Regions from separate parts of the Homo sapiens genome. Here region 1 is linked to region 2. A link is an interaction called in ENCODE POLR2A ChIA-PET data of the cell type or tissue named here. Cell type or tissue: MCF 10A. All regions are shown on one strand. Links, peaks and the distances in the headings refer to the core of each region. The heading gives the core; the rest is flanking DNA. Region 1 overlaps PHLPP1 (PH domain and leucine rich repeat protein phosphatase 1). Region 2 overlaps PHLPP1 (PH domain and leucine rich repeat protein phosphatase 1).

Region 1 (16,670 bases), core at 6,512-9,011, 150 kb after region 2:
AATACACAAACTTAGCCGGGCATGGTGGTGCGCACCTGTAATCCCAGGTATTTGGGAGGCTGAGGCATGAGAATCGCCTGACCCTGGGAGACAGAGGTTGCAGTGAGCTGAGATTGCGCCACTGCACTCCAGCCTGGGTGACAGAGCAAGACTCCATCTCAAAAAACAAACAAAAAAGGGCAATTATTTACCAAGTTTTTCCAGTTCAGGTTGCTGGTGGCTGGAGCTTCTCCCGGCAGCTAAGAGTGCCAGACAGGAACCAGCCCTGGGTAGGACAGCATCCCATCACAGGGCGCGCACGCACGCGCGCACACACACACACACACACACACACACACACACACTCTCGCTCTCTGTCTCTCTCTGTCTCTCTCACTTGCCATGTGGACACACTGGTGAACGTAATGTGCACAGCTTTAGGATGTGGGAGGAAGTGAGTACCCCAAGAAAACCACACAGACGGAGGAGAATGGGCAAACTTCACACAGACAGCGATCCTCACCAGGAATTGATTTTTTTCCTCATTAACATTATAGCTAAATGACATTGAATGAAATGACATTGTTCGAGGACCTGCTATGTATCTGTAGAATTATTATGATTATGATTATGATTATTATATTTGAGACGGAGTCTCGCTCTGCCACTCAGGCTGGAGTACAGTGGCGCGATCTTGGCTCACTGCAACTTCCGCCTCCCGGGTTCAAGCGATTCTCATGCCTCAGCCTCCCGAGTAGCTGGGACTATAGGTGCGTGCCACCACTCCTGGCTAATTTTTTGTATTTTTAGTAGAGATGGAGTTTCACTGTGTTAGCCAGGATGGTCTCAGTCTCCTGACCTCATTATCTGCCCACCTCGGCCTCCTGAAGTGCTGGGATTACAGGCATGAGGCACCACGTCCGGCCTATAGAATTCTTAATGTGATTTTTATCATATATGATATGGAAATAGGACAAAAAAAAGTATACCACCAGCGTTTTTGTTTTTCTTAACATTCTCCTTTGGATATTGAATTTTGCCATTGTGTGTTACTATTGTCCCCTGACAGTTTTATAAAATTCTGTGTAATAGTTAAGCCTGTTTTTGTAAAGATACTGTGACTCATGGGAATAGCAGTATGGCCTTAACTTTTATCACCTTTGTTTTCTATATTTATCTTGTGTGCTCTGCTTGGCTTTGCATTCTGAGAGGGCAGGAATCAAGTCCCCCTCAGAGGTCATTACTGTTGCTAGGTGAGCATTAAATAGATACTCCATAAATGAACGCACTCTTGAGTGAATGGTGGGGGAAGTGCCTTTATTCATTCAATTTTATGTATTCTTCGCAAAAGGTATTTGTAGCAACTTCTTTGCAAAAGGTATTTGTAGCAACTTTTTTTTTTTTAATTTTGTTTTTTGAGATCAGAGTCTCACTCTATCCTCCCCCCGAGGTTGGAGTGCAGTGACACGATTTCAGCTCACTGCAACCTGTGCCTCCTGCGTTCAAGTGATTCTCCTGCCTCAGCCTCCTGAGTAGCTGGGATTACAGGTGCCCGCCACCACATCCGGCTAATTTTTGTATTTTTAGTAAAGACGGGGTTTCACCATGTTGGCCAGGCTGGTCTCGAACTCCTGACCTGAGATGATCTGCCTGCCTCAGCCTCCCAAAGTGCTGGGATTACAGGTGTGAGCCACTGTGCCCGGCCTGTAGCAACTTTTAGAAGGAAGTGAGACTGGTAATTTATCATTGTATTTCTCTTTGGTTGAAAGTATGATAAAAGACAATATGCACAGTGAGATGATTCAGAAAACCTTACGTAGAAAAATGTAAGAGAGGATTTGAAGTTGGAAAAGGAGATACTAGTTTTAAAATGGACCGTATGAAACTGGACTTCTAAAAAAAAATCTATGGTTTATTTTACCATTCTCTAAACTCACTTCACATTCTCTTGCCACTCATCTTGCAAGAATGTGCCCCAACTTTTACCTTTGACCACCTGCCGAACCCAGGCTCAACCTAGCGACTCCTACCCCACCCTTCAAAGTGTATTTGTAATGGCATTTTTTCCTTGAAGCTTTTAGTTACTTCTCAATTCCATGTGACCTTTTGCTCTTCTGAATTGTTCACTTTTTAAATATTTTTTGTACTTATCAATCCTTTTATAGTAAGCATCTAAAAATTTCTAAAATTGCCATCTACTGTAAAGTCCTTAATAAATACTCACTGAACTGAATTGTTGGTTTTCCCACCACCAAGGATAATCAAAATAATGTGATCATAAAACTTTAGGAAGAGAACATTTAGAAATGCTTTGAGCAGCGGAACCATTTCTTGTATTTAGTATTCAAGGTGACTATTTTAAGGGGACATCAGTCACTTAGAATGATTATTGATCAACCACATTGCATTATGTGGCACCTACATATCAGTTTCAAGGAACTCAGGCTTGTGTGATTGTGTCTTAGAGGCTGTGGTATAAATTGAGTAAGTTTTCACCTGAAATAAGTAAAGATGACTTGGGTCAAGAGGGGAGTGAATTCAACACTTGGAGGAAAGACTTGATTTGAGCTCTGATTAGATGTGAAATTTGGTTTAGCTGAAAATGGAGAGATGGAGGGGCAGGTCCTCTCATGCGAGAAAGAGGGAAAGAGTGAATGGAGTTGGGCGTGCAAGGATGTGGGCATAATAGAATGAAAGTATGAAGAAATGAGCGATGAGAAACTCCTAATTATGCATGGCATTTATCAAGTACCTCTCTTCTTAGAAAGCTCAAATTTCTACATTTTTGGTTCCCTTGGAGTAGAAAACAAATGACCTTATTTCCTATTCTGCTCTTCTGCTCTTTTGGGGATGTTGGCATTCCAGATGTAAAGTGATTAATGTTAATTACTTATCATTACCAAAAGCCCACATTTCCAGGTTTTATTGAAAGATTTTAGTTTTTGTTTTTATACATAATTCATGAAGACTTCTTTTAATGGAAATAGTGATAATTCATTAGCATAGTGAAATAAAGAGTGGCATGCTAAAACATTTTTGCAGTTCATTTGATCGATTTAAACAGCAGCGCTTAGAACAATTTCAGCTTCTTTGAAGACACTGCTGTATAAAAAACGTTAGAGGCAAGCCAGCTGCAGACTGCTGAAGAAAGAGTAAAGCCTATGTAAAAGAAAAACAGCACAAATGCTGCTCAGGGTTAGAGATAACCTTGGGAAGGAATTTCCACTACCAGGGTTCCATGAGGCTTGCCAAATGTTAAAGGAATTTCATGGAATGTATGGAATGTCTTTTTGTCAGTTAACTGTTCCCAGAACTGGAAGTTCCTTTCTTATACAGCTTTGCTTTTCAGATGGAATTGTGATCCTCTTGGGAAGCTTTCCATTTCACAAGATTCCCATTTTCCTTCCCAGAGAATTTGAGCAAAGCAGAGCCGGCAGGTGGTGCTTGGGGCTCCGTGATTATATAGCCTTTGGTTCTCTTCTTGCCTAATGCTGCCGACCTAATTTATGGCAATGATGGCCCATTTTCTTATTCCCTCATATAGTACATTTTGAAGACGGAGCTCAGAAACAAAATATCAGCCAGGCTATATTAAATTAGTTTGCCCTGTTGACTTTTTGGGATAGTTTAAGATGTTCTTTAACATTTATTCCCACTTAAATAGAAGGGAGAGAGGCTGGTATCTTCAAAAGCCTTGGCTTGATTCCAATTCAGTTATTGTATTCTGTCCACTTCCATTCTTTGAGCTCTGTGGAGCTCTTTGCCGTATTCTCTGAGCTTTAACTTAACTGCAAGAGTTTAATGCCAACACTGTATTTGTAGATATTTGCTATTCTGAGTGGTAATCAACTTTACTCTGCACAGCTCCTAGTGCATAGTAATAAGTATAGAGTAAAAGGACCAAACTGATGCTTATTTTGTTGATGGTGAAGTGTCATCATAACTTGGGACTTGGGAACATAATTAACATCTTTGCTGATGACTTCTGAAATAATTCTTTGGTTGCCGGTATGAGAATGCTGATGGAGACCAATACTCCTCTCCTCCCTCTCTCTGCTACTTCATGTCAAATAAACACATCTAATTCTGGAGCTCATTCAGACAACACACGCATGTCAGTTTTGAAAACTAAGGACCCATGAAAATGTCTGTTTTTATTTAGTGGCTGTAATTTTGATGTCACTCACCATGCTCTAAACTAATGGAGCTTTGAATGGGAGGAGTCACATTCCTCTTGTCATTTCTCTGGAGTGGTGAGGATGATGACACCAGAACTGGCAGGATATTTGACAGTGACCTCTGTAAAAGCAGGGCACACCCATTCCTCCCTGGTGATGTCTTTTGGACGTATAATTAATAAGAAAACCTTGGGGAAAGGCTGACTTTCTAAATAGCTGTTTTTTTCCCCTAATTTTAAACTTTGTCAGAATGCATATTTATACTCCTCATATTGTGTGTGTGTGTGTGTGTGTCTGGAAGTGCAACAAAGGGGAGATATTATCTGATACATGTGATAAATATGTGCATGTTCAGATGTACTATTTCATTCAATTCAAAGTTTTTCATAGGCAAATACCAGTGTCTTCTTGACATGCTCTGTGATTAGACTTTAAGCATTCTTTACAACCACAGGGCTTCTTTCTCCTTAATAATTTGGTCTACTTAATGTTTCCCAATTACCTTGTAGTTTTTGCTTTCCAAATCAGTGTTTCACAAAATGATTCATGAAATGCCTACATCAGAATCACCTGTAGTGTTTATTGGTGCTATGGTTTGAATGTGTCCTCCAAAGTTGATGTGTTGGAAACATAATCCCCCATGCAACAGTATTAAGAGGTGGGACTTTAAAGAGGTGATTAGGCCATGAGGGCTCTACCTTCATGAATGTATTAATGCCCATTATCAAAGGGCCTGAGGCTGTGAGTTTGCTCTCTTGCTCTTACTGCTCTTCTGCCATGGGATGACACAGCAAGAAGGCCCTCAACAGATGCCAGCATCTTGAAATTGGACTTCCCAACCTTCAGAACTGTGAGAAATCAATTTTTTCTTTATAAATTACCCAATGGTATTCTGGATATGTGTGTGTGTGTGTGTGTGTGTGTGTGTCAGAGTCTTACTCTGTCACCCAGGCTGGAGTGCAGTGGTGTGATCTCGGCTCACTGCAACCTCCGCCTCCTGGGTTCAAGCGATTCTCCCACCTCCGCCTCCTGAGTAGCTTGGATTACAGGCGTGTGCCACCACGCTGGGCTAATTGTTTGTATTTTTAGTAGACAGGGTTCACCGTGTTAGTCAGGATGGTCTCGATCTCCTGACCTCGTGATCTGCCCACCTTGGCCTCCCAAAGTACTGGGATTACAGGCGTGAGCCACTGTGCCCAGCTGGTATTCTGTTATAGCAACACAAAATAGACTAAGATAACTAGAAACACAGATGCCTGTTTTTCATCCCAGACCTGAATCAGAACTTACAGTGATGGGGCCCAAGAATCTGCATTATAACATTGCATGCTGAAGTTTGAGAAATAGCCATACCATACGATTCTTTTTAAATGGTCTGTCTTCCAGTCCCCCTCTGTCTATTGAACTCCTACTCATGTTCCTTAGGTAAAAGTTTTCACTTTTGTAAACACTCATGGTACTTCCTCCCCCCACCCCCCAATGCCGCCAGTAAGTTTTCAGTTTTCACCTTCTGCTTTATTTTATAAGAGCTTTGTTCTCAAATTGTTTCAAGTTCCTGGAGGGTGAAAACCATGTCTAAATCACATTTGTATACTTCCAGCACCTTTGTGCATAGTAAGAACTCAAGAAATGTTTAGTGAATAATGGTTCAACCCTAGCATCAGACTTTTATTATACCTAGGAAACTTTTGGGTGTTAGGGTTTTTTTTTTTTCCCCATTTAGCTGTGAGATATGCTTAGCCTATTTGTTATATGGTGTTTAGGCTACTGTCTAAGGACATTTTTATGACCTAATTATTCTCACTGACTTTTGCTTATGCGCACTTTCTCATTTGTTTGGTAATCCAATATCCTTGATATAGATGCTATTTGGTTTTCCTTTTTATATATCTTTATGTGACTTGAGTGGGATTTTATCCAAGTATACTTGTGAATCTTCTCTCCTTTGGTTTGAGAAGAGGAGCAGAAATAGTGATCCATTTTCTGCCTTTTTAAGGAATTTTTTTGTTTTGTTTTGTTATTGTAATATTTTTATTTGTCCTAGTGTGGCGGTTAATATTAAACATCTCTTGAATATCATTGGCAATTAATGGGCTAACTATGGGCAGATATGTTGGTGAGAAAATGAAAAAAAAATGTAGTCATGGATAAATTGAGTAAAGAAACCATCTCAAAACAGATATGTTTAAGTGTAATGTGATAACATATTTCTTGGTTTTTGATTCTTATATTGCTAATTTATTAAAGAATCAAAATGACAAATTTATGCAGCTTATGACTCATTGTTTTCCTGAATTTAGTTAGTTCAGGCTTACTATAGATCTAGCGGCTGCTGTTTTCACGTAATTACCATCTTATGATCTAGAGTGGTTCTCTATGTAATTTACTTACTGGACTCATGGAGCCTTCCACTGCGTACCTCCCTCTCCACCATAGGCAGGAGCTGTGCCTTATTTGTTATTGTATCCATAGGATTAACCCAGCCTAAGGTTTGGCACATAGTAACCAGTAAGTACCTCTTGTTTGAATTACTTTAATTATTATTTTTTTGTTTGTTTGTTTGAATTATTTTAAAAGAGGAATTAAGATGAGTTTTCTCTTTAGGGCTGGTTGTAGTAGTCCCATGTACTGTGGACACTGATGCGTGGGAATTGCTTGAGCCAAGAAGGTCAAGGCTGCAGTGAGCTATGATCACACCACTGCACTCTAGCCTGGGTGACAGTGATACCTCATCACTTTAAAAAATAAATAATAAAGGGTTTTTTTTAATTAAAGAATTTTTCTCTTTAGGGAATACTTTAATTTGCCTTTACAGCAAAATGTCCATGGAAATTATTGTCAACACTGAGAATTCTTTATTTCTTTGATTATTACTTTTGAAAAATTATGAGTTTTAGCTTTGGTAAATTTATTCTGATTTTCAACATCTGTAGCAGTTCTTAAAAAAATTATAAAATTCTTTCATGACTGTAAATTTTAATTTTTACCTAAGTAAAATATGCATGTGCTTATTTTTGTTTTCTAGTTATATGAAAAGGTGATATGTTTATTTTACTTGTACCAGGAGGCATTTATGGTGACTAGGATTCAGATAGGATGATTTGTTTATTTTGGCTCAAGTGTTGACAAGCTGGTTGCATGCCACATTAGCATCCGTGCACTGCTAAGCCTCCCAGATGATGGCAGGTGCTCACTGGGAACAAGGCTGGTGGACTCCTTGGCCCTTGGAACAGAAGGGCATACGTAAGTTCATGTGGATTCATTTTAGAAGTCATATAGGGACGACAGGAAAAGCACTGTACCAAGAAACTGAGAAGATGTGAGAGTTCAGTTACAGGCCAATGGAGTTTGGGGGTGTGGACAACAGTGTGAAAGCCAAAAGGAGTTGAGTCATGCCTTCTGAAGGGTGGGTGTTCCCAGCAATTCTGAAGCAGGCACAATGAGCCAAATGTTTCTCATGCCATTGCCACCACAGATGAGTCCGAAAGGAACATGGGGCAAAAGGTGTTCCTTCCTTTCCTCATCCAGGAAAGACAGCCTCTCTCATGCATTTTAGAAATTATTTGGCTTCCTTATGTAACTATTATGGCACATGCAGGTTGCCCTATATCATAGTTGGATTGGGACAAGAATATTAACACATGACTGTAGGACAAACTTACCAAGCCAAAGAAGCACCACACGAAAGGAATTGGAATTTGAGGAGTTCATGGAAAAGGAAGTTGCTTACTGGGGGTCTGTGTCTCTCATTCATTCACTTAACTATTTTTTTTTTTTTTTTGAGATGGTGTCTTGCTCTGTCACCCAGGCTGGAGTGCAGTGGCGTGATCTCAGCTCACTGCAAGCTCTGCCTCCCAGGTTCACGCCATTCTCCTGCCTCAGCCTCCCGAGTAGCTGGGACTACAGGCGCCCGCCACCGCGCCTGGATAATTTTTTTTTGTATTTTTAGTAGAGACGGGGTTTCACCATGGTCTCAATCTCCTGACCTCGTGATCTGCCTGCCTCGGCCTCCCAAAGTGCTGGGATTACAGGCATGAGCCACCGCGCCCGGCCATTCACTTAACTATAGTTTCTAAAGAGCAAGTATATTCAATACACATTTTTAAAAGTACTTTGATACACTTCCCAAGATTATTTCTTCTAAAGATAAAAAAGAAAAGTTACTCTGTCAAACTTTAATGGTCTCAAAACCACAAGGTGTGCTCTTAAGAACAACAACATGTGCTTGGTTTTATAAATTCTTTTAGAAAAAAGTAAAGAGAAACATGAAGTAAGTGTAACTCATTTTACCCAAGCTTTTCTATTTTATTGGAAAAGCATTAAGCTTTCTCTTTTTGTTCTCCCTTCCCCTAGTATATAAAATTTATTTAAATTGAATGGATAAGGTTGATTTTATCTATTTATGTATTTATTTATTTTTGAGAGAGCAAGACCACATCTTAAAAAAAAAAAAAAAAGAAAAAAAGAAAGGATGACTTATTTAATAAATGTTGGTAACATAGCTAGGTACCAGAAAGAAAATAGTTGGCCCTCCATCTAACATTTCTTGTAAAACATGTCAGGTGGAATTAGGATCCAAATGTAAAAAATAAAATATATATACATGTTAGAAGGAAACATTAAGAGAACATCTGTACCACTTTGGGTGGAGTGAGAGGACCTTCTCAAGCAAAATTAAAAACAGGGATCCCATAAAGGAAGAGATTGCCAAATATGAGCAAATAAAAATTAAAAATTAGTGTGTGGCAAAAGTCACCATGAACAGAGTGGGAAACACCAGACAGCAGGCTGGGAGGGCGTGTTTGTAGCATTTGACAGTACACGGCAGGTGGTATTCAGGGAATGCCTGCAAACTAAGTGGCAGGTGAATAGTCCATTAGAAAAGTGGGCAAAGGATATGAATGTGTATCTCAAAGAAGATTTGCAATTACCATTTTCTTCTTTGCAAAAAGCAGCTCAACTTTACTGCAAAATAAAAATTGAAATGACCTATGTAATTTTTGCCCATTAGATTGGCAACAGTTGAAAAGATGCTAACATTAAATGCTAGCATGGGGAAAGGGACCCTCTCTTACATGACTGAATGGGAGTATGAATTTCTGTAACTTTTTTTTGTAGTTTTGTAGTACATATTTAAACTGTACATACTCTTGGGGCCATCAGTTATACTTTTAGAAGTATAGATTCACAGTCCCTTATTAAAACTCTTGAGGACAATTGTGTTTTCAGATTAAATGGAGATAACATGGTGCATATACTGTACATTATGTAACACCTCCAGCAGGGTTTAAGAGAGCACCCCATAAGTAGACACATTCATATTTCTAGAGAGATCAAATGAATATTCACATCAGTTCAGATCAGCTTTTGCCATCACATGAGTCAATTAAAAATCTTTGAATTTTCAGAGTCTCTTGGATTTCAGAATTAAGGATAAGGCCTATTAGGCACCAATAAGTACTGTAAAGTAAAATCATTAATACACAACCAGATACATCAGTGGATGTTTCTTGCAGAATTGTAACAGCAGAAAAACTGAGAGTACTCCTAATGTCAATCAGCGGAGGAATGGAATACATTATGGTTCATTTGTACTCTGTGTATTATGCAGCTGTCAAAAAGATTGAGTTAGGTTTTTATGTACTGACTCAATAAGATGATTTGTTTGTATTGGGTGAGTAAACAATTTGCAGAAAAAATATATGTGGTATAATCTGATTCAAAAAAATGTGGAGGGGGCTATCTCCTATTTATGCAGCTGTAAGGAGGAAAAGCTTTGGAAGGATATAAACCAAACTATTGACACTGCTTATCTCAGGAGGGTAGGATTTGAAATGAAGTGGGAGAGACTGTTAACTTTTTATGTGCTTCTATAGTTGGACTCACTTTGTTAAAATGAGCATTATTGTTTTGGTAATCAAATAAAATCTTTCTCTTAAAAGAAAATACAGTGAGTCTTACAGAGCACTGACAGCCTGGCAACTCCCCACTAAGGCAGAGCCACTCAAAGCCATTAGGGATCCTGCTTTTCATAATTGATGCAAAGTAGGGGGCAGGCCCAGAGCGACGCTTACAAGTCCAGCCGTTGAGCAGCTCCTTCATTACTTAATACTGAAGCCTAATAATTTCCAAAGTGGGCTAGCATGTGCCCCACAGAGGAAAAAACAAGTTAAACACGGGCTGTTACTGTGAAACGGAAATTTATTTACCTAGGGAGTCTTTTTAATTGACCCATTTGTGGTGAATAATACTGATTTCTCTCTATTAGAATCATTGACTAAAACAGTATGGTTTTCTCTTCCTGGGTGTTACTTGTGACACCCATTTTGAGCACATTTAGAATAGGTTTAAAAGTACAACTACTTCCATCATACTGTTATTTTAGTCAAGTTTTCAAGTGTATATGTCCCTAGTTCCTGGAAGAAAAATTACTCAAGACTTAGATATATCTAAAGCTAATTAATATTATGTCTCCAAATAGTCATCATGCTGTTTATTTGGTTTTATTTCCTAAATATGTACAAGCATATATAGCCATTCCCTGTAACTCACATGCAAAAATAGCTTTGTACCTACATTTTTGAGTATAGATTGAATAAGTGTTAAGAAAATGAAAAAGATTAAGCACATCTTATGACAAAACAAGCCCAGAAGGAGGAAGTATGTGAGGATTGGTAACATTTGTGTATATTTGTTTCTTTCTTTCAACTTTGACACTGTAAAACATTGGCTTTTTTGTTTTCTTTCCTGCCCTTGGATAAAAATGGCTCCACTTCATTTTCTAATGAGCATTGACTCCCAACTAGTTTTTTAGAGGCCAGACTCAAATAAGCTTGTTGAACCGTGGTTTACTTGTTTTAAAAACCTTTATATTGGCCGGGCGTGGTGGCTTATGCCTGTAATCCCAGCACTTTGGGAGGCTGAGGTGGGTGGATCACAAGGTCAGAAGTTCGAGACCAGCCTGGCCAATATGGTGAAACCCTGTCTCTACTAAAAATACAAAAATTAGCTGGGTGTGGGGGCATGCACCAGTAGTCCCAGCTACTCGGGAGGCTGAGGCAGAAGAATCGCTTGAACCTGGGAGGCGGAGGTTGCTGTGAGCTGAGATAGCACCACTGGACTCCAGCATGGGTGACAGAGTGAGACTCCGTCTCAAAAACAAAACAAAACAAAACAAAAAAACTTTATATTTACCTAATAAAGGTAGGGAAGTTGGATGCATGAATTTAGTGCATTTAAACTTTTCTGATTAAGAAACTAAACACTCTTTCCTTTTATAAATAATTTGCTTAAGTAGCTTGGAATATTACACCTCAAAATTTAGTAACTGGGGAAAAATTCCATTTAAAGCCAAGTGTAGACAGTGATACATTTACATGGTCTACTGTTGTCTAGATTACAGGGGAAACTAAGAAAATACAGGGATGGAACTGATTGCTCTATTCTCTCAATAGCAGTTTGAAGTTGTGTGCTGTTCTGTCTCTGCCATTTATTAGTCATGGCTGTGAAGCTGGAGAAAGGAAGGAAAAGGTAGGAACACTAGTAGATCACACCCCTAGATAGTTTAGCACATTTTGTGTATAAACGTACGGTGTCATTATTACCGTACTTTCATTTTATAATGTAAATATAGTAGGAGGTGCAAATTAAAGCAGTGTTAGTAATTTAATAGTGATAGTATCAGCTTGATTCTACCATCTCTTCCCTGTCCCCACTTTGACCTTCTGCCACTTGAGGGCCCCACCCTTGGCAAACAGTCATGCACATTGTTTGTTTGTTTGTTTAATTTATTTATTTTAGAGACAGGTTCTTGCTCTGTGGCCCAGGCTGGAGCACAGTGGCACGATCACAGCTCATTATTGCCTCAAGCTCCTGGGCTCAAGTGATCCAACCGAGTAGCTAGGACTACAGGTGCACACCACCACACCCAACTAATTTAAATTTTTTTTAGTAGAGATGGGATCTTGCTATGTTGCCCACTCTGGTCTTGAGCTCCTGGCCTCAAGTGGTCCTCCTGCCTCAGCTTCCCAAAGTGCTGGGGTTACAGGTGTGAGTCATGGCACCAGCCTTTGCACTTTGTTATAGGGCACTTAGGATACCTAGTTTGAAGGAGACTTCAGGTTTGTTTGCAAACATACTACAAGTACAGTTTTCTGTCTCTGTAGATTATCAAGTATATTTAGTTGATTGTGCTTTTCTGTGACACTTGGTATCAGTAACTAAAAGCGTGCCTTTGGAGTAAGTCAGACCTGAGTGATGCTCATTGCTGTTTGCTAAATATAATACTGTGACTGAAATAACTTCATTTTAATAATTAAGATTACTCTTGATTATGTGCTGCATAAATGTTAACTTCCTTTCTGTAGTGTGAACTCTGTATTGTAGGACAAATGAACATGAGTTATATTTCTTTCTTTAAAACATACTGCTTGTCCTGGAAAATGAAGTCAGTCTTTTCAGGTTGTTGAGTAGTTTGGGAGCACTGAGCTGTGCTTGAATTGGTTTGAAGGTAAATATAGTGTTCAGAATATTCACTGTCCTCCATTACTCATACTGCTACTCTTGGTAGGGGAAAATGAGAATGAAAAGATAGTGCTTTCCTGAGGCCATTCTTTGACCTGTGGCTTAGAATTATGAGTGATAGATATTTATTTATATTAAACTCTTTAATAAGGTTTAATAAAAGAGGAGGAGGAGAGATGAAAAGTAGTAATGACGTCGAAAGGCAGTAGATTCATAATTGCATGCAGTAGTCATACAGTTTCTCTGGGCCTGTTTTTTTTATCTATGAGCTTGGAAAATTAAAGAAAATGACTTCAAAGTCCCCTTCTAGTCTCATTTTTCAGTAGCACATGAGAAAAAAGAAAGATATATCCACTGCTTTAGTGCTTTAGTCTGTTTGGGCTGCTATATCAATTTACCTTAGAGTGGATAATTTATAAACAACAGAAATTTATTTCAGTTCTAGAGGCTGTGAAGTCCAGGATCAAGGCACCAGCAGGTTTGGTGTCTGGTGAGGACTCATTCTGTGCTTCAAGGATGCAGCTTTCCTCCTTTCGTCCTCACGTGGCTGAAGGGGCAAGGCAGCTCCCTTCAATTTATTTTACAGGGACACTAATCCCAATTGTAAGGACAAACCCTCATGACCTAATTACCTCCTAAAGACCGTACCTCTTATCACATTGGGGATTAAGTTTCAACATGGGAATTTTGTTTTTTGTTTTTATTTTTATTTTATTTTTTCTTTTTTTAGGTAGAGTCTCACTGTATTGCCTAGGCTGGCGTGCTGTGGTATAGTCACAGCTCACTGCAGCCTAAACCTTCTGGGTTCAAGCTGTCCTCCCACCTCAGCCTCCCAAGTAGCTGGGACCACAGGCACATACCACCCTGCCTGGCTAATTTTATTTTACTTTTTGTAGAGATGGGATCTCCCTGTGTTGCCCAGGCTAGTCTTGGACTCCTGGGCTCAAACAGTCCTCCCTCCTTTGTTTGCCTCCCCAAATGCTGGGATTACAGGCATGATGTTTTTTAAAAGCCACAGGTTTCTTGTCATTTTAAAGCATCAAGTAGAATTGTCCCTGGCTATGATTATAAACCGACCACTGTAGTTAGTACAATCATCATTAAAATATTTTTTAGTAATCTTAAAATCTGTGATGCTGTGATTCTCTTCCACTTATCTATGTTGAACAGCTATGAAGAAATATCTGTAGCCTCATTGAATGCAACGGTAGCACTGAAATATTAGTTTAAAATAGAATTATTTAAAATATTTCACAAAATGTGTGTGTGTGTGTGTGTGTGTGTGTGTGTGTGTGTGTGTGTGTGTATGTTTTTTTTTTCTTTTTAAAACCAGTCAATTTTATCTTGGAATCTGGGTCTGTGTGCATTTCATCATTTATCTGGCTTACCTGGCCAAGCGTGGTCACTCACACCTGTAATCCCAGTACTTTGGGAGGCTGAGGCAGGTAGACTGCTTGAGCTCAGGCCCTTGAGGCCAGCCTGGGCAACATGGAGAAATCCTGTCTTTACCAAAAATACAAAACTTAGCTGGACGTGGTGATGCACACCTGTGGTCCCAGCTACTTGCGAGGCTGAGGTGGGATTGCTGGAGCCTGGGAAGTCAAGACTGCAGTGAGCCGTTATCACACCACTGCACTCCAACCTGGCAGACACAGTGGACCCTGTCTCAAAATAATGAATGAATGAATTAATAAAAATATCTGGCTTACCTATTATGGCAAAGCTGAAAGTCTTATATTTTATTACAGAGACAGAGATTTCTAGACTTTTCCTCCATACCAGGGTGCTGTCACCTGGCTGTCTCCTTTGCATTCTTTTTAAATGAAGGTAAAGTGAAGAAAGGTCATCCATTCACCCTTTTGATCTCTTATCTCTCATAACTTAAACATTGCTTCCAAGTATGTGTTTCACTCATTCCAAATACTCGAGGGAAGTGAATTCTCTGTGGACCTCCCCTCTATCTTTCTCTGAAACAGTATTTGGATCTGCAAATGTCCTATAATCTGACTGCTTTCCACATCTAGAAAGGAAAAGTGGAACTCTGAGAAGGCTAAGGGTTAGTTACCACAACAGATGTGTTTTAATGTTGGTTGATACGTTCAGATCAAGAACTTAAGTTCTCAGAAACAATCCATGCTTTATTTGATAAGTATCTGCTGAATACCATGTCCTTCTCTGGGAAGAGTTTGGGGGATTGGCTGCACAGGGAGGAATGCAAAGGGGGTGGGGAATGTAGTGAGAAGGAGCAAGACTTTGAGGATACTTTTAAGTCAGAATCAGCTCTTAAAATTTATAGGTCTAGGGTACGAGTATAAATGGAGAGCCACATACCATATATCTGAATATTTAAGTTATAACCAAGCTAAGAAACTGTTAAGTAAAATATGTTATCTCCCTCTACCTTGTCAAATATAAAATTAATGTCCTGGAAACACAGATTCCAATTTAGAATCCTCAGACTCCCTGGGATTCTGCACTGAATATGATAACATGGGCAGAGCTGGGCCAGGGACCCCACCTCTTCTCTTCCTTCCTCCAGCTCCATTCCTCACCGTACCAGGGGTGTGGACACTGCAGCCCATATGTCCAAGCTCTGCCCATGCTAGGGCACATGGGTGCACACACTGGTGGGAGGATGAACCCAGGGAAGAACCCACACAAGCTCTGGAGGCAAGGTTGGTGTGCAGGGTAAGGAATTCCAGTCTCCTGCTTACTCTTAGTATGGAGAAGGCACTTCTCCAATGGGAATATAATATGAGCCACATGTAATTTCAATAATATATTCTTATTTAAGCCAATATATCAGTTGTTATCAGTTCTAAAAAGTTAATGAGATAGTTTATATTCTTTTTTGTACTCAGTCTTTGAAATCTACTCTATATTTTGTATTTCAAGAACATTTCCATTAGGACTAGTCCCATTTCAGGTGCCCAATGCTACCTGGCACTTGTGGTATTATACTGGACCTTGCAGCTCTTGGGAAAGGGTGCCCCCGACTCCTTGTTCTGTAGGGGGCACTTGGCACCTAGGACTGAGGGCAGTTCTCTTTACGTAAAGCTAGTAGAGTAGTGTTTTCTCATTTAGCTGATGCAGAGAATGGTTGTATCTCTTTCTCTTTATAATTAGAGGTAGGGGTCATTATCACTTTCACAATGTTCGTATATACATAAAATGAATGGGAGATACTTGTTAAGAGGTTTTTTTTCTCTCTTCCATTTTATTTATTTATAAATAATTTATTTATTTATTTTGTTTTGAGATGGAGTCTTGCTTTGTCACCCAGGCTGGAGTGCAGTGGCATGATCTCGGCTCACTGTAACCTCTGTCTCCCTGGTTCAAGTGATTCTCCTGCCTCAGCCTGCCGAGTAGCTGGACTACAGGCACCCGCCACCACGCTCGGCTAATTTTTATATTTTTAGTAGAGATGGGGTCTCACCATTTTGGCCAGGCTGGTCTCGAAGTCTTGACCTCAGGTGATCCACCCGCCTCAGCCTCCCAAAGTGCTGGGATTACAGGCGTGAGCCACTCCGCCAAGCCTTCTTTTCCATTTAAAACTTGTTAACTGCATTTTCCTCATTCAGCGTATTGCTGCTTTCCTTTATCCTCAGGAGTGATATCATCCTAGTAAATTTGTTTGCACAAATGAATTAAACACCACCGCCCCGCCACATTATTGACCTATACTTTTCCAAAAGCCAATGCTTTCATTTCTCATCTTGAGTAATTACTAGCTCTGCAGCCTTTCTGTTCCCCACTTTGAAAAGTTCACGTGCTCTATTATGTTGGATAATGTCTAGTGGATTTTTTTTCTTCCTAGAGGAACTTTTTTTTAAGTTAATTTAATTGGATGCAAATTTTAAAACTGGCCCATTCTCTCAAATGGGGAAAAATATCTAGAAAGTGGAATGCTGTTTTTGTTTGTACTAGAGCAGCAGTTTCATCTGTGATGCCTAGGATAAACATTTTATATCAGATAGAGTTGCCAGATTT
Region 2 (16,670 bases), core at 5,258-7,757:
AAGGAACTTCTGATGGAACAGGTGGGTATTTTAATTGCAGAGAGAGAAATTAGATTTCATCAGTGATGTTACCTTTGTGGGATGCATGATAGAACTATTGACAGTTGGCAGAGAAGAGGTACAGTGTTAGAAAATCAATGTTCTTAGTTCATTCAGTACTTTGAAGGTGAAATTGTTAAAAGAATAAAAGTGTTAGAAAAAAATCATTGAATTAAAAAAATAATTTGGGAGAAAAATTTAAGCATGAATTTTGAAAAAAATTTCCCTTTAAATATGTGTGTGTTGGCTGTGTGCGGTGGCTCACACCTGTAATCCCAGCACTTTGGGAGGCTGAGTCGGGCAGATCACCTGAGGTCAGGAGTTCGAGACCAGCCTGGCTAACATGGTGAAACCCTGTCTCTACTAAAAATACAAAAAATTAGCTGGGCCTAGTGGCGCACGCCTGTAATTCCAGCTACTCCAGAGGCTGGGGCAGGAGAATCGCTTGAACCCGGGAGGCAGAGGTTGCAGTGAGCCAACATTGCACCACTGCATTCCCGTCTGGGTGGCAGAGCAAAACTCAGTCTCAAAAAAAAAAAAAAATAATAAATAAAAAAATAAATATGTATGTATTAAAAAGATTCAACATTATCTTCTTTGAATTATTTTTAAAAAGATGTGTCAAAATTAATTGCAACTTAGCTTATTTTTCAGGTACATGTACGCAGTTCTACCTTTCTGTGACATAATTGAAACAACTTGTTCAGTATCTTTGGGCTTTTGTTGTGTGCTGATTTGGAAGTCTTTATCAGAAATATGCCATTGCTTTGAATACTTTCTCTCTCTCTTTCTGTCTCTTAAAAAAAGAGAGAGAGAGAGAGAAAGAAATATCCTGCTCTCATTAGCAAAAAGATAGTTTGTGAACTGTGGAAACAAATATTTCCAGCTAATTTTAGGGTATGACAGATTTCCTTTTATGCTAGATTTCATTTTAATTTAATTATTTATCTTAAGCAAAAGCTTTAGCTTCCTTTCTATGAGAGTTAGCCTACTAAGTCAATTAATTCCCCAAAGATTACTGTTCAATTTTAAATGAGTAAAGGAACTTTTAAAAAAATGCGTAAGTACACAAGGGTAAAAATATATTGCATCTGTCATATTGAGTATCCCAGATGCGGAAGCAGAGGAAAAATTTCTCTTGATGGTCTCTTAGAGAGGTGGTATGGCTGGGGTGCAGCTGACATTCAGTTTTAAGTAACAAGGAACTCTCGTGTATAAACACTGCTATAGTTGGCAAACTTATTCTTCCTTATGCACACACACACTATATATATGTATGTGTATATACACACACACACACACACACGCATGTTCTCCATTGAGTGTGGAGGTAGGATATGATGAGAGGTAGTAGTTGTATTTATGGATGGGAGGGGGTGAGTAGGGTAACTGATCCTGGGGAAAAAAATCTCAATTTAAAAAAATTTGCAGTTAATTTTGTTGAACATTAATTGGTAACTCATTGTGACTTGTTCATATCCCTTGCCTGCTTTTTTTTTTTGGGGGGGTTGGATGTTTGCTTTTTTCTTACTAATTTCTTTGGGAGTTACATAGAGAAGCTAGTTTTGTTTACTAAGTCACTTATATTTTCTTTATCTGTTCACTTTTATATCAGTCTTTTCCTCTAGGTTTTCAGGGTCTGTGTCATGCTTAGGAATATCTCTTCTACTCCAGGATTTTAAAAATTTTCTAGTACTTGTAGTATTTTATCATTTTCTTTTCTTTTCTTTCCTTTTCTGTTCTGTTCTGTTCTTTTTTTTTTTTTTTTTTTTTATGGAGTCTTGCTCTGTCACCCAGGCTGGAGTGCAGTGGTGTGATCTCGGCTCACTACAACCTCTGCCTCCCGGGTTCATGCGATTCTCCTGCCTCAGCCTCCTGAGTAGCTGGGATTACAGGCGCCTGCCACCACGCTCAGCTAACTTTTGTATTTTTAGTAGAGATGGGGTTTTGCCATGTTGGCCATGCTGGTCTTGAACTCCTGAGCTCAGGTGATCCATCTGCCTTGGCCTCCCAAAGTTCTGGGATTACAGGCGTGACCCACCATGCCCGGCCAGTATTTTATAGTTTTCTATGCATAAAAATTTGATGTATCATCATTTAAGATAGGAAGGAGAGGCCGGGTGCGGTGGCTCACACCTGTAATCCCAGCACTTTGGGAGGCCGAGGTAGGTGGATCACCTGAGGCCAGGAATTCAAGACCAACCTGACCAACATGGTGAAACCCCATCTCTACTAAAAATACAAAAATTAGCTGGGCATGGTGGCAGGCACCTGTAATCCCAGCTACTCGGGAGGCTGAGTCAGAAGAATCACTTGAACCTGGGAGGTGAAGGTTGCAGTGAGCCGAGATCAAGCCATTGCACTCCAGCCTGGGTGACAGAGTGATACTCTGTCTCAAAAAAAAAAAAAAAAAGGGAAGGAGGAAAAATAACAAATTGTTCGCACATTTTAATTGAATAACTGTGTTCTTTCTTCACTGATTTAAAATGCCCCTTTTGGCAGGTATGTGGCACATGCCTGTATTTCCCACACTTTGGGAGGCCAAGGCAGGAGAATCATTTGTGCTGAGGAGTTCGAGACCAGCCTTGGCAACATAGTGAGACCCATTCTCTACAAAATAATAATAATAAAAAAAATTAGATGGGCATGGTAGCATGCTTGTAGTCCTAGCTACTTGGGAAGCTGAGGTGGGAAGATATTCTTGAGTCCAGGAGTTCGAGGCTGCTGTGAGCCATGGTCATGCCACTGCACTCCAGCTTGGGTGACAGAGCGAGACCCTGTCTCAAAAAAAAAAAAAAAAAAGCACTTTTCTCCAGAGTTTATGCCATTTTTGCTTGTCTGTTTTAACTGGCAGGCTGGGGATTAAAATCTACAATATGGAGTAATGTAAGTTTAGGGTAGGTATTAGGGTTTGTTGAGGGACAGTAGGGAGAAAGGGAAGGCTCTTTAGCCTTACCACTGCATTTCTTTTTGATGCCCCAATTTCCCACGCCATCGTCACTTTTAGGATGGCAGCTTATGTGCTTCTGGATATGGACTTATCAGGATACTCCTTTCCTGTGGATTCTGTATCATCTCTAAGTGGCTTGGATGGGAAGGGGAGGGGGGCTGGAATATAAAATATTGCTTCTATGTGTATTTTTCACCCTTTACGTATTAGAGATAATTTTTTAGGCCAGGTGCGGTGGCTCACGCGTGTAATCCTAGCACTTTGGGAGGCTGAGGCAGGCGGGCGGGCAGATCACCTGATGTCAGGAGCTTGAGACCAGCCTGGCCAACATGGTGAAACCTCGTCTCTACTAAAAATACAAAAATTAGCTGGACGTGGTGGTGCATCCCTGTAATCCCAGCTACTCGGGAGGCTGAGGCAGAAGAATCACTTGAGTCCAGGAGGCAGAAATTGTAGTGAGCCGAGATGGTGCCACTGCACTCCAGCCTGGGCAATGGAGTGAGACTGACTCAAAAAAAAAAAAAATATTTTTTTTAAAGAAGTGACATAAAGCATTGATTTCTGTTTTCTGAATTTGAGCTCTTTGACTAATTTATTTTGCATTAGGCAGCAGTCTCAGCTGTTTATACTGTTCAGATTCACTGAACTTTTTTCACCTTCTGGAGAAATTCTGGGGGCTACCCCTTAAAGGTCATTGTGAAGCACATATGGCTTATCTTTATCTTTTTTTTTTTTTTTTTGAGACAGTGTCTCACTCTGCCACCCAGGCAGGAGTGCAGTGGCGCGATCTTGGTTCACTGCAACCTCTGCCTCCCAGGTTCAAGTGATTCTCCTGTCTTGCCTCAGCCTCCCATGTAGCTGGGATTACAGGTACACACCACTACACCTGGGTACTTTTTGTATTTTCAGTAGAGACGGTGTTTCACCATGTTAGCCAGGCTGGTCTCAAACTCCTGACTTCGTGATCTGCCCGCCTCGGCCTCCCAAAGTGCTGGGATTACAGGCATGAGCCACTGCGCCTGGCCTGGTTTATCTTTTAATTTTAAAAAAGGAAGGCTAACATGCCTATTGAAATTAGTAGACTCTGCCAGTGGTGCCTTGAGTTTTTTTTTTGGCTAGCCTGAGAAGGGGGTTCCATGTGTTGTCTTGAACTGATGACAGTTCTTGATTACAGGAATAATAATTTGAAATAGCTCTAACTTGAGATAGAACTCTGTGATCCTGCGACCAGTGTTCTAATCGTACCCATGGTACGTTAGTGCTGTTGAGTCAGTTAATTCCCAGAAAAAATGAAGTGTTTTTTTTAGTGGGAATGGGGGAGGGAAAAGGAACACATTCCAAATATAGAAAAGTCAAATTAGAACATCTGCCATCTTTGGCAAACGGGCTTTCATGGTCTATTGACCAATTCTTAGTTATTATATAAATGACTGCAAGACACAAATGGTACTGCTGTTGGGTTTGGTGGCTTTATAAGATTCTGTGTGTTGGACAACTAGGTTTCTCTTCTGTAGGCTTTTAGTTGTGTTGCAGAAGTTCCAAATCACCTTTGCTGTAGTTGACTATAGGCTTTTTAATACATGAACACTTAAGGAGAAAATCTCCGGACCCATTGCTGTAAAATACTAAATGAAGCTGGGCGTGGTGGCTCATGCCTGTAATCCCAGCACTTTGGGAGGCTGAAGCGGGCAGATCACTTGAGGTCAGGAGTTCGAGACCCTGTCCCTACTAAAAATACAAAAAATTAGCCAAGCATGGTGGTGTGCGGCTGTAATCCCAGCTACTCGGGAGGCCGAGGCAGGAGAATCGCTTGAACCAGGGAGGTGGAGGTTGCCGTGAGCTGAGATCATGCCACTGCGCTCCAGCCTGGGTGACAGAGCAAGACTTCGTCTAAAAAAAAAAACCTAAATGAAATGAAACTGTGGTCACCACATTTAGGTATTTGTATGTAACAGTGCTTTCTTCCACAATGACAAACCAGATGTTATTTTTAAAAAATTTGAATAAGCAAGTGCAAAAGAATTGAACTGCTTCAGCACAATTGTATCCTGCTACCTAATGTTCAAGAAATTATATAGTATTTTGGTATTTAGTAAACATTTCTATCACCCTGTATGCTAATTACTGTTTAGTGCTTTATAAATATTAAGTGCTTTATAACTATTAATTTAATTCTCACAACAACCGTATGAGGTAGGTTATCACCCCAGTATTACAGATAGAGAAATGGAGTTACAGAGCAGTTTGGTAACTTGTCTAGATTTGGACAGTGAGCAAGAGAGAGGCAGAATTCAAGTTCAGGCATCACATGTCAGAGTTAACTTGTAAGTGTCCCCCTTGATTTGCTGAATATGGAAAACGTATCCCTAATGAGCTTCTGTGGTCAGTTTGGGCACATCAGCATTTGTGAAGCATAGACTTTAAACTAGTTACCACCTGGACTTGAGTTCTGGCTGTGCCACTGACACGGCTTTTCTGCATTCTTTCTTACCTGCTGCACGAGGTTGTTGAGAGGATCAAGTAAGATAATGAATGAAAGTGTCTATGACGACAGTACTAGTTCTTACACACCATCCCTCCACATTTTGGGATGTCTGTTGCTGCTCTTCCTTGGGGTGGAAAGAGCACTGGAGCCCTTCTCTGGTCTTTGTGCTTCTTTACATGATGTGAGACCTATAGTAAACCCCTTAACCTCCTTCAGCCTCATTTATTAGAGAGAGAGAGAAAAAAAAAGGTGATTTTAAAAAAATCTGTTTTCGGCCAGGTGCAGTGGCTCATGCCTGTAATCCCAGCACTTTGGGAGGCCGAGGCAGGTGGATCACCTGAGGTCAGGAGTTCGAGACCAGTCTGGCTAACATGGTGAAACCCTGTCACTACTAAAAATACAAAAAAATCAGCTACTCGGGAGGCTGAGGCAGGAGAATCCTATGAAAACGGGAGGCAGAGGTTGCAGTGAGCCGAGATCGTGCCATTGCACTCTAGCCTGGGCAATGAGCAAAACTTTGTCTCAAAAAAAAAAAAAAAAAACTGTTTTGAAGAACTTTGTGAGATTCAGATTTGATGATACGTGTGGAAGTGCTTTGTAAACTGTGAATGTTATACAAATGTCATGTGGTTTTATTATTTTTAGCAATGGGAAATTGCCACAGATGTTAATTAGAGTTAATTAGGGCTCATTAAGGAAGATGGGATCTACTGTTGTTGGGCACTGATGCTCAGTTACATGGAAGACTGTACAGGCATACCTTGTTTTATTGTGCTTGCTTTTGTTGTGCTTTGCAGATATTGCATTTCTTACAAATTGAAGGTTTGTGGCAACCCTGTGTTGAGTAAGTCTGTTGGCAACGTTTTTTCCAACAGCATGTGCTCACTTTGTGTCTCTGTGTCATATTTTGGTGAGTCTTGCAATATTTCAAAACTTTTCATTGTTTATAATTTTTTAAAAAAAATAGGGAACGTTTCATGAATTTGCATGTCATCCTTGCACAGGGACCATGCTAATTTTCTCTGTATCATTCCACTATTAGTATATATGCTGCCGAAGTGAGCACCCTTTTCATTGTTATATCTGTTAAGGTGATCTGTGATCGGTGATTTTTGATGTTACTATTGTAATTGTTTTGGGGCATCACAGACCACGCCCATGTAAGATGGCAAGCTTGATAAAGTTGTGTGTGTTTTGACTCCTTGACCGACTGGCTATTCCCCCATCTTTTTCCCTCTCCTGGGGCCTCCCTATTCCCTGAGACACAACAGTATTGAAATTGGGCCAGTTAGTAACCCTATAAAGGCCTAAGTGTTCAATTGAAAGGAAGAGTCACAAGTCTCTCACATTAAATCAAAAGCTGAATATGATTAAACTTTGTAAAGGAAGGCATGTTGAAATCTGACAAAGGCCAAAAGCTAGTTCTCCTGTGCCACAAACAGTTAACCAAGTTGCAAATGCAAAAGAGGTTATTGAAGGAAATTAAAAGTGCTACTCCAGTGAACACATGAATTGTAAGAAGGCAAAACAACCTTATTGCTGATATGGAGAACGTTTTAGTGGTCTACATAGAAGATCAAACCAGGTACAACATTCACTTAATCCAAACCCTAATCCAGAGCAAGGTCCTAACTCTCTTTAATTTTTTGAAGGCTGAGAAAGGTGAGGAAGTTTCAAAAGAGAAGTTTGAAGCTAGCAGAGGTTGGTTCATGAGATTGAAGGAAATAAGCTTGTGTCCATAATACAAAGGTGCAAGGTGAAGCTGCACAAGTTATGATGTGTAGAACCTGATGTAGAATCTGCAGCAAGTTATCTGGAAGATCTCGCTAAGATCATTGATGAAGGCAGCTACACCAAGTGACAGATTTTCAGTGTAGATGGATGAAGCAGCCTTCTATTGGCAGAAGAGGCCATCTAGGACTTTCATAGCTAGAGAGGAGAAGTCAGTACCTGGCTTCCTTCAAAGGATAGGCTGACTCTCTTGTTAGGAATTAATGCAGCTGGTGACTTTAAGTTGAAGCGGATGCTCATTTACCATTTTGGAAATCCTAGGGCCCCTGAGAATTCTGCTAAATCTGCTCTGTCTGTGCTCTATGAGTGGAATAACAAAGCTGGATTACAGCACACCTGTTTGTAGCATTATTTACTTAATATTTTAAGCCCATTTTTGAGACCTACTGCTCAGAAAAAGAAAAGATTCCTTTCAAAATATTACTGCCCACTGAAAATGTACCTGGTCATCCAAGAGCTCTGAGGGAGATGTACATAGAGGTTAATGTTGTTTTCATGCCTGCTAACACAACATCCATTCTGTACTCCATGGATCAAGGAGTAATTTTGAATTTCTGGTCTTATTATTTAAGAAATACATTTTGTAAGGCTATAGCTGCCATAGATAGTAATTCCCTTGATACATCTGGACAAAATAAATTGAGAACCTTTTGGCAAGGTTTCACCATTCCGGATGCCATTAAGAACATTTGTGATTCATGGGAGGAGAACCTCCATTAACATGGGTTTAGGAGAAGTTGATTTATGGATGATAATGAGGAGTTCAAGACTTCCATGGAGGAAGTAACTGCAGATGTGTTGGAAATAGCAAAAGAACTACAATTAGAAGTGGAGCCTGGAGATGAGACTGAATTGCTGCAATCTCATGATGAAACTTGAATGGATGAGGAATTTCCTCTTATGGACAAGCAAAGAAAGTGGTTTCTTGAGAAGGAATCTACTACTGGTGAAGAAGCTGTGAACATTGTTGAAATGACAACAAATAATTTAGAATATTACATAAACTTAGTTGATAAAGGAGCAGCAGGGTTTGAGAGAATTGACTCCAATTTTGAAAAAAGTTCTGTGAGTAAAGTGCTATCAAAGAGAAATCTTTTGTGAAAGGAATAGTTAGTTGAGCAGCAAACTTTATTGTCTTATTTCAAGAAATTGCCACAGCCACTCCAATCTGCAGCAGCAACCACCTGAATCAGTCAGCAGCCATCAACATTGAGGCTAGACCCTTCACCAGCAAAAAGATTATGACTTGCCAAAGGCTCAGATCATTGTTAGTACCTTTTAGTAGTATTTTTAAATTAAGGTGTGTGCATTGTGCTTTATATGTAATGCTGTTACAAACTTAATAGACTATACCGTGTAAACATAACTTTTTATATGCGCTAGGAAACCAAAAAATTCATGTGACTTTATTGTGATATTCGCCCTATAACAGTGGTCTGGAACTGAACCTGCAGTATTTCTGAGGTATGCCTATACACATTCATTCATTTAATCAGTAATTACTGTGATTATTTACTATATCGTGATCCTTTGAATTAAAGATGATTAATGTGAATTGTCTAGGATCCCTTGAATTACTTACCAATTTGAGGGCATGTTTGTGGAAACAAGCCAGCATTAACAATAAAAAGGTGAAAAGTGTTCTAATGGAGACATAGTATTCGCAGGTTACTGTAGTAGCAGGAATGGGGAGAGAGAGCCTCCAAACTCCACTGTGTTGCCCTCGAAGGACTAGGAGTAGACTGTTGCTTCAGTTCTGGGATCCTGAATTGTTTTAGGAGCAACTCTAAATTATTGGTTCCAGATACAGTCGACCGAGTTTAGGATTAATAGTTCCAGTTGAATCCTTAGCATTTACCAAATACTTCCAGGCATCTGGGCCTTTTTATCACTTGAATCGTTTTGGGCTCTATTTGTATTATAGTTTGTGAGGATCTAAATTCTGGGTTAAGCAAATATTCGTTTTGATTTTTTGAAACAAAAAAATGCAAATGTGCATGTGCTGGAGGTTGCACTAAAGCCTGACAGTAGCCTAGAGTACACTGAGGGACATTCTTGTATTTCTTTTTTTTAAGGCCTATGAGGTTTTATTTTTCTATGGATTTATGAGGTTGATGGGAAGTGCTGTTTATCTTCTGAAGGGAGGTACTTTTTTTTAGTTTGGTATCATACGTACACCACATTCATGTAAAAATTGGAAGATGATGATTTGGTCATGACCTGGGGTCATTTTTTAAAAACCTCTGTATCTCCTCTCTGGATCTTCATGGAAGAAGGAATTTTTAAAAAAACCTCTCGTCTATGCTAGGAAGAAACAAAATCTTTCAGCATTCATATAAGCATAAAACAACTTATTAGCTCTTTTATCCATGGCTGTAAAACCTGTACTACACACATGGCAAGTTGTCTTTACTAATGACCTATTATAAATTATTTTTATCTTGAGTAGATGGCAGTGGCTCTGTGAAATATTGTCTTGTAGTAATGTGGATGACAACACTGGAAAATGAGCTGCTTTTTGCTTTTTGTGTTTTATAATTATGAGAAACACCATGGTAACAAAAAAAATTATTTCAGCCTGTCTGACTAAAATAAGTCATGCTTCTAATCCAAATAAAATACTTCTAATTCAAACCAATCAACATTCAGGTTAATTACCTGCCAGTGGGTATTTTCCACCATCTATTATTAAATAACACCTATTTGCCCTCTGTGAAAATTTTTACAGAGACTTCAGTTAACTCATTAGAGCAATATCAACACTTGACAGGCTGATTTTTATGGGGGATGTTAACAGAAATGTTAGCACCAATGTAATCAGGAGGAGAATAGTTATTGGCCCTTGTGATTATGAAGCAGAAGCTCAATGATCCCTTGCTTTGTAACCAAGTCATGTGAGGGACTTGGTGTTTAATTCACAAAATGAATATGTGATGAGAAAAGTTCTACAAACATCTTGGAACTGCTTAAGAGGATGTCATTCTTTTTTTTTTTTTCTTTTTTTTGAGGCAGGATCTGGTACTGTTGCTTAGACGGGAGTGTAGTGGTGCGATTTCCACTCACTGCAGCCTCTGCCTCCTATGCTCAAGGCATCCTTCCACCTCAGCCTCCCTAGTGGCTGGGACTACAGGTGCATGCCACCTGTAATTTGGCATTTTAAATTTTTGTATTTTTGTAATCTGGCTAATTTTAATTTTTGTATTGTTTGTAGAGACGAGGTTTTGCCATGTTGCCCAGGCTGATCTCAAACTCCTTAGTTCAAGTAATCCGCCTGTCTTGGCCTCCCAAAGTGCTGGGATTATAGACATAAGCTACCCTGCCTGGCCGAGGATGTCATTCTTAAGATACCACACAGAAGTTCATTTCTGAGAGTAGGGATTGTCTTGTTTGTATAGTTGGAATGCTTATTTTATATCCTGAATTGGCTTGTAGCCATTAGAATTGGAAGGTGTCATTGCTTCCTACTTTTATAGATATGCATACTTCCCCTTCCCAGCCCCCCATCAAAACAACAACAACAACAACAACAACAACAACAACAACAACAAAACCAGTTGACCACCCTCTTGGTTTTAAGAAACTGACAGATTACCCCAGGTAGCATCAACCTCCAGATAATCCTGATGATGGGTAAAAGAAAGTAGTACAGTTCATTTATCTTTAGGGTACTATCACAGGCACAATTATACTTACCCCATGCACAGTATCTTCTTTATCTTTTAGAAACGTATGTAATATTGGAATAGACTAAACCAGGGTTGTCTGTAGACAGTTACTAAATCAGAACCTGACAAATGCCATAAGTGAAGTAATGTCTGTTAAATGGCACATGTATACATATGTAACTAACCTGCACATTGTGCACATGTACCCTAAAACTTAAAGTATAATAATAATAATACATAAAAAATTAAAAAAAAAAAGAGTATAGCTTTGCCAGGCTTCACTTGTATAAAATGGGTGAGAACCTCATGGATAGCCCAGAGATGGCCTGGAATCTTTGCACCGAAAGGGGGCAGAGAGCATCTAATAGTTTCTTACCTAGCATAGAAACCTCTGCTTGTCCATTCCTGATTGATGGTTAGCTGGCCTCTGCTTGTTGACTGCATTGTGTTGAGCCTTGGCCCCTTGAAATGTGGTCTGTGGACCAGCACCATCAGCCTCTCCTGGGAGCTTGTTAGAAATGCAGAATCTCAGGCCCCACCTCAGACTTACTGCATAATCGGCATTTTAACAAGATCCCCAGGAGTTTCATCTGCATGGTGGGAGTGGGAGAGAGTAGAAGTTGAAGGAGGTAAACCACTGTGTGGTTCAGGCGAGACACTGAGGGCCTGAGCTAGGGCAGTGGGAGGGAGTAAAGGAGATTGATGTGGATATTATCCTGGGACTCAGTAGCTAACTGGCTCTTTTGGCAACAGAAGCTCCAAGATGACAAGTTTACAGTTGGGTGATGGAAGAATTGTGGATCAGTTCATAAAAGTAGGAAGCAACAGATTGTGTAGCGGATATCACTGATTAATTCAGTGATCCTTGAGGACCAGGCACTACTTAGGAGTTGGCGACATAATGAATGAAAGTGTGTCCTCTGTTCTTGGTATTTACAATTTAACATTGAAGGACTGGTTTTGCTGAGGCATGAGTTTGAAATGGTAATACATGTTAAGCTGACTGCAGCCATCTGTTTAGTTGGTAAATGGGCCTGGCTCACCACCCAGCTTCCAAATTTCAGTGGAGGTTTGTCACTTTCTACTGGTTACCATATGTGTGGTAACTCTCAGGAAGTGATATAGACATTATTTATTTACTTGGTTTTCTTCTAGGAGCCATTTATTTTTTTCCGTATACAAAATAAATGCTAGCACTAGCTATGGCTATCAGACAGAAGTGAGGAGGTATAAAAAGAATATGTATTACATTTATGAAGCTCTTAGGATGTATGTCTTTTGAATGTTGAGTTTTTCCTATCTAATGGGAGGTGACGTTTACATAAATAATAATAATAAAACTTGAAATGCCTTATTGGAGGCATTTACACAGTGCCAGGGGAATCCAGAAAGGCTGACATACCAGCTCCCTGGAAGTAGAATCCTCTGGAAAGGATTCCTGGGAAAGATTCTCTGAGAAAATGAGAGACTAGCATTGCATGAAAAGGGCATGCCAGGTACTGCAGCATGAATGACAGGGCTCGATGTGGGTGGGGAATGGTGAGTAGTTTGGAGTGGTGAAATTTTAGGTGATGAGATGAAAAGTGGTAGGAGATGAGACTAAAAGAGAGGTTGAGGCCATGTGGTGAAAGGCCTCACATGCTAAGGACTTGACTCGATAAGCAAGTCAAGTGGAGAATGACATGATTAGATTTGTAGTCTTTGGCATTAACTGGGCAGCCAGCTGGAGGATAGATTGGCGAGGGACTAACTAGAAACTTGAAGACTGCCTTAGTAGGGCCTTTGATAAACATGTTTTGACTTTGTGTGTTAAAACAGCCTGTTAGGAGCTGACGAAGGAATGATATGCTGCCCTTGGCTCAGGGAGTTCAGCCTAGTGGCAGGGAAGGAAAGCATGCAGTGCTGCTTGGAATGTGCTGCTTGTGAGGTTTGTACAAGGTATTTGTCATTCCAAAAAGGGAGGTAATCACCTCTGCTGCAGTTGTGATAGGGTCGGTGGGAGATGCTTTTGAGGATTAGGAAGAGTAGACCAGGAGCTGGAGTGGATGGGATAGGACATTTTTGGCAGGGGACCTAGAAGTTAGATGAAGGTCTACACGAGGTCAGTGCAGATGAAGAACCATGAACATAGGATAATTGTTTACAATGTAGAATTGTTGGGTTTTAATGAATGATTATATGTGGAGGGGGGAAGGGCAGTTCAGGATTTTTTATTCACTCCTGAACTAATTTGAGTACAGCAGTTCCCACTTAATTTGAGAAGGGTATGTTCCAAGACCTCTAGTGGATGCCTGAAGCTGGGGGTAGTACCTATACCTATAGGTAGAACATTAGATATACAGTAGGCCATCTGTATCCATGGGTTCTGCATTAATGGATTCAACCAACCACAGACCGAAAATATTCAGGAAAAAAAAAACAGTAAAAAATAATAGCCTAGGTAACATAGTGAGACCCTTTCTCTACCATTTTTTTTTTCTTAAATTAGCCAGATGTGGTGGCACATGCCTGTAGTCCCAGCTGCCCAGGAGGCTGAAGTGGGAGGATGGCTTGAGCCTGGGAGGCCGAGCCTGCAGTGAGTTGTGATGGTGCCACTGCACTGCAGCCTGGGCGACAAAGTGAGACCTGTCTCAAAAACAACAAAACCCCAAAACAAAGCAACAATGCAACAATAAAAAATAATAAAAAAATGCAGTATAACAACTATTGGATATTTACATAGCGTTTACATTGTGTTAAGTATTATAAGTAATCTAGAGATAATTTAAAGTATGTGGGAGGATATGCATAAGTTATATACAAATATTTATATAAGGGACTTGAGTGTCCATTGATTTTGGTATCTTTTGGGGTGGGTGGTGGTCCTGGAACCAGTACCACTTGGATAGCAAGGGATGACTCTACTATGTTTTTTCCTATACATATATTCCTATGATAAAGTTTAATTTCTAAATTAGGTACAGTAAGAGATTAACAACAATAAATACTAATACAATGGAACAGTTAATAACAATACTGTAATAAAAGTTATGTGAATATGGTCTGTCAATCTTACTGTATTGTACTCATCTATTTTTGGACTGTGGTTGGCTGTGGGTAACTGAAACTGTGGAAAGTAAAATTGCAGATAAGTGCAGACTACTGTATGTCCTGCATGTTGGTAACTAGGGATATGGTGTGAACTAGACCAACAACATTTTATATGTCTGGATGACTTGGAGGTTTCTAGTTTAGGGGTGACCATAATCCCATTAACCAACAGGCAGAATATGCGAGCAGGAATTGGTTTTAGGGTAAGGGGAGAGATGATGAGTTAGAATTTGGATGTGTTAAGTTTGAGGTTCCTGAAGAATACTCAAGTATGTCTGAAGAGCTCCAGGATCATCTCTATTTAGGTAGTACTTTTGAAGCCTTTGGATTGAATGAAAATGCTAGACAGATAGTAGTTTTGAAGCCTTTGGATTGAATGAAATTGTTAGAGTGAGGAAAGGCCTTAGGAAGCAACTCCGAAGAATGCCTATATTTAAAAAGTAGTAGCGAGTTATATTGAGTGAAATAATTCAGACATGAAGGAGATACAACTCTATGATTATGTTTATATGAAGGTCAGTTAGCTGGCAAAGCTAATTTTTGGTGACGTATTGTAGTGGTTACCTTTCAGCGGGATATGGATGGGAAGGGACATGAGGAGCCGTCTGGTCTTGATATTGCTCTTTGTATTGATTTGGGTTTTAGTTTTCTGGGTGGGTACATATACAACAGTTCATTGATTGGTACCCTTATGGTTTGTGTGCTTTATTAGATGTAAGTTATATCTCAGTGGAAGAAGAGAAGAGGCCCTGAAGGCAGAAATTTGAACAGTATTTCTATCCTGAAGGGAGAGAGGGAGAAAGAGGCTAAGGATGATGGATGAACAGAGGGGAAAAATTTAAACAAAGGAAAGAAAGAAATAAGCAGGCATGGAGCATCCATGAAGGAGTTAACCCTAGGTGGGAAGAGGGTCGTCTGTTTCCATAAGGCTTTTAGGAAGGATGGATAAAGAGATTCTTGTAAGAGCTCTGGAAGTCTTTGGGTCTCAATTGGCCTCAGTTTTCTTAGTGAATTAGAAGGTAAAGAAGAGTCACATCTCAATATTTATTGTAATATGCTTTTTCTCGAGCTCATCAACCAAGTAATCATAGTGTATACCATCTGTTGTGAATTCATGAGTGATTTCAACTACTGCTGAATTTTTGGAGGATTGATCCTTCCTTGGGCCATCCTAAAGCACCTTACTGCACTGGAAGGGAAACGGGGACAAAGGAGAGGTGGAGGAGCTGATTGCCAAACTTGGTTTTACAGGTTCGGCAATGCTTGCATTGGGTAGGTTTGTTTTGATAGCAAGCACAGCTTGTAGTTCCCTGCTCCTAATCTGTAGGGGTGTGTATGTGTTTGGGCGGGAGGGAGGGTGGGTAGGTCGGGAGGCAGAAAGGCAGGATGTTCAGAAGCCTTCATGAAAGCTGCGGGTAGTAAATAACCAAGCTGGGATTGTGCTTTCTATTATATTCTGTTTCCTTTCTGTTTATAAACTCATTTATGGATATTTCTGAGATAGATTTGATTTTTTTCTTATGACTTCTTTTTTCTTATGACTTACAGGTAAGAGCTGATTCTGAAGAATGTATTTTCCATTCTTAGATTATCATAATAACTCATGGATTAAATCTGTTTATAAAGTGAACATAAAGACATGGTAAATTTTAAGTTCAGGTAGATATGTAGATATAAACCAGATGGTATAGAGGACAATTAATAAATAATAAACACTGTTAAGAAACCATGCTAAACCTATCATGGAAATCTTGTTAATTGTAGTAAGCATTGTATTTTCATTTTGTGCTTAGGACTGGGCTAGATGCCAAGATTTTAAATTATGGTTATTGAAACAAAAACGAGCATTATTTTAGTTTTTCTTAAGAACATAATTATGGCTGGGCATGGTGGCTCATGCCTGTAATCCCAGCACTTTGGGAGACTGAGGCAGGGGATCACCTGAGGTCAGGAGTTCAAGACCAGCCTGGCCAACATGGTGAGACCCCATACGTACTAAAAATACAAAAACTAGCCAGGCGTGGTGGTGCACACCTTTGTAATCCCAGCTACTGTGGAAGCTGAGGCAGGAGAATTGCTTGAACCTGGGAGGCGGAGGTTGCAGTGAGCCGAGATCATGCCACTGCACTCCAGCCTGGGCAACAGAGTCAGACTCTGTCTCAAAAAGAAGAAAAAAAAAAGAATATAATTGCTCAAATATTTACTGATGTCTTCAGATCATCTAGCTATTTTATATTCCCGTAGCAAAGTTGTGTTTTGTAGATTTTTAATAAAGGTAGTTTGAGAACTAGGATAGAAACTCTTGAGAAAGAACCATAATTGCTCACTCTTCATATGATGAATTGCTAAACAGCAGTAAGAGTGGAAAAAAATAATAGACCGTTCTTGATTTTATAGGCCCTGGTGGAATGGCTGTAGAGTTCGGTTGTTTTTTACTTGCTCAGGAACTTTGTATTTATTGGGCTAGCAGTTGTTGGCACAAAGGTTTGTTTGTGTTCAAAAGTCACTGATTAGTGGTAACAGAAACTTTTTTTCATATGGGACACTGTCTTTTTTTCCCTGAGTCTACTTAGTCAATTCAGATGTGGAGTGCTTGCTTCCCAAGGTATAAGGTGCTTTGAAGGCTGGGGGAAAAGATGAGTCACCAGAT

What was found. ChIA-PET counts read pairs that join two places held together with the same protein. Peaks named below come from ENCODE experiments on the same cell type or tissue, not always from the same donor. Only the 100,000 strongest peaks of a DNase experiment are listed, where the experiment ranks them.
Region 1: POLR2A ChIA-PET joins it to region 2 with 5 read pairs; 3 of 35 experiments call an interaction of 5 or more read pairs at or near these places.

The regions. Positions count from the first base shown.
Region 1 is chr18:62,874,349-62,891,018 of GRCh38, forward strand. All of the region lies in intron 4 of PHLPP1 (PH domain and leucine rich repeat protein phosphatase 1), which reads left to right. Among named protein-coding and RNA genes, the nearest start is that of PHLPP1, 170 kb to the left of the region's middle. RefSeq lists enhancers at 3,274-3,774, 4,674-5,175, 5,176-5,675, 13,684-13,853. In MCF 10A, for the core only: no CTCF peak of the experiment used is centred there; a DNase peak (open chromatin) is centred at 7,533.
Region 2 is chr18:62,724,793-62,741,462 of GRCh38, forward strand. The region is part of intron 1 of PHLPP1 (PH domain and leucine rich repeat protein phosphatase 1); the gene reads left to right. It also overlaps the pseudogene RNU6-142P. Among named protein-coding and RNA genes, the nearest start is that of PHLPP1, 18 kb to the left of the region's middle. RefSeq lists an enhancer at 16,424-16,670. In MCF 10A, for the core only: no CTCF peak of the experiment used is centred there; no DNase peak of the experiment used is centred there.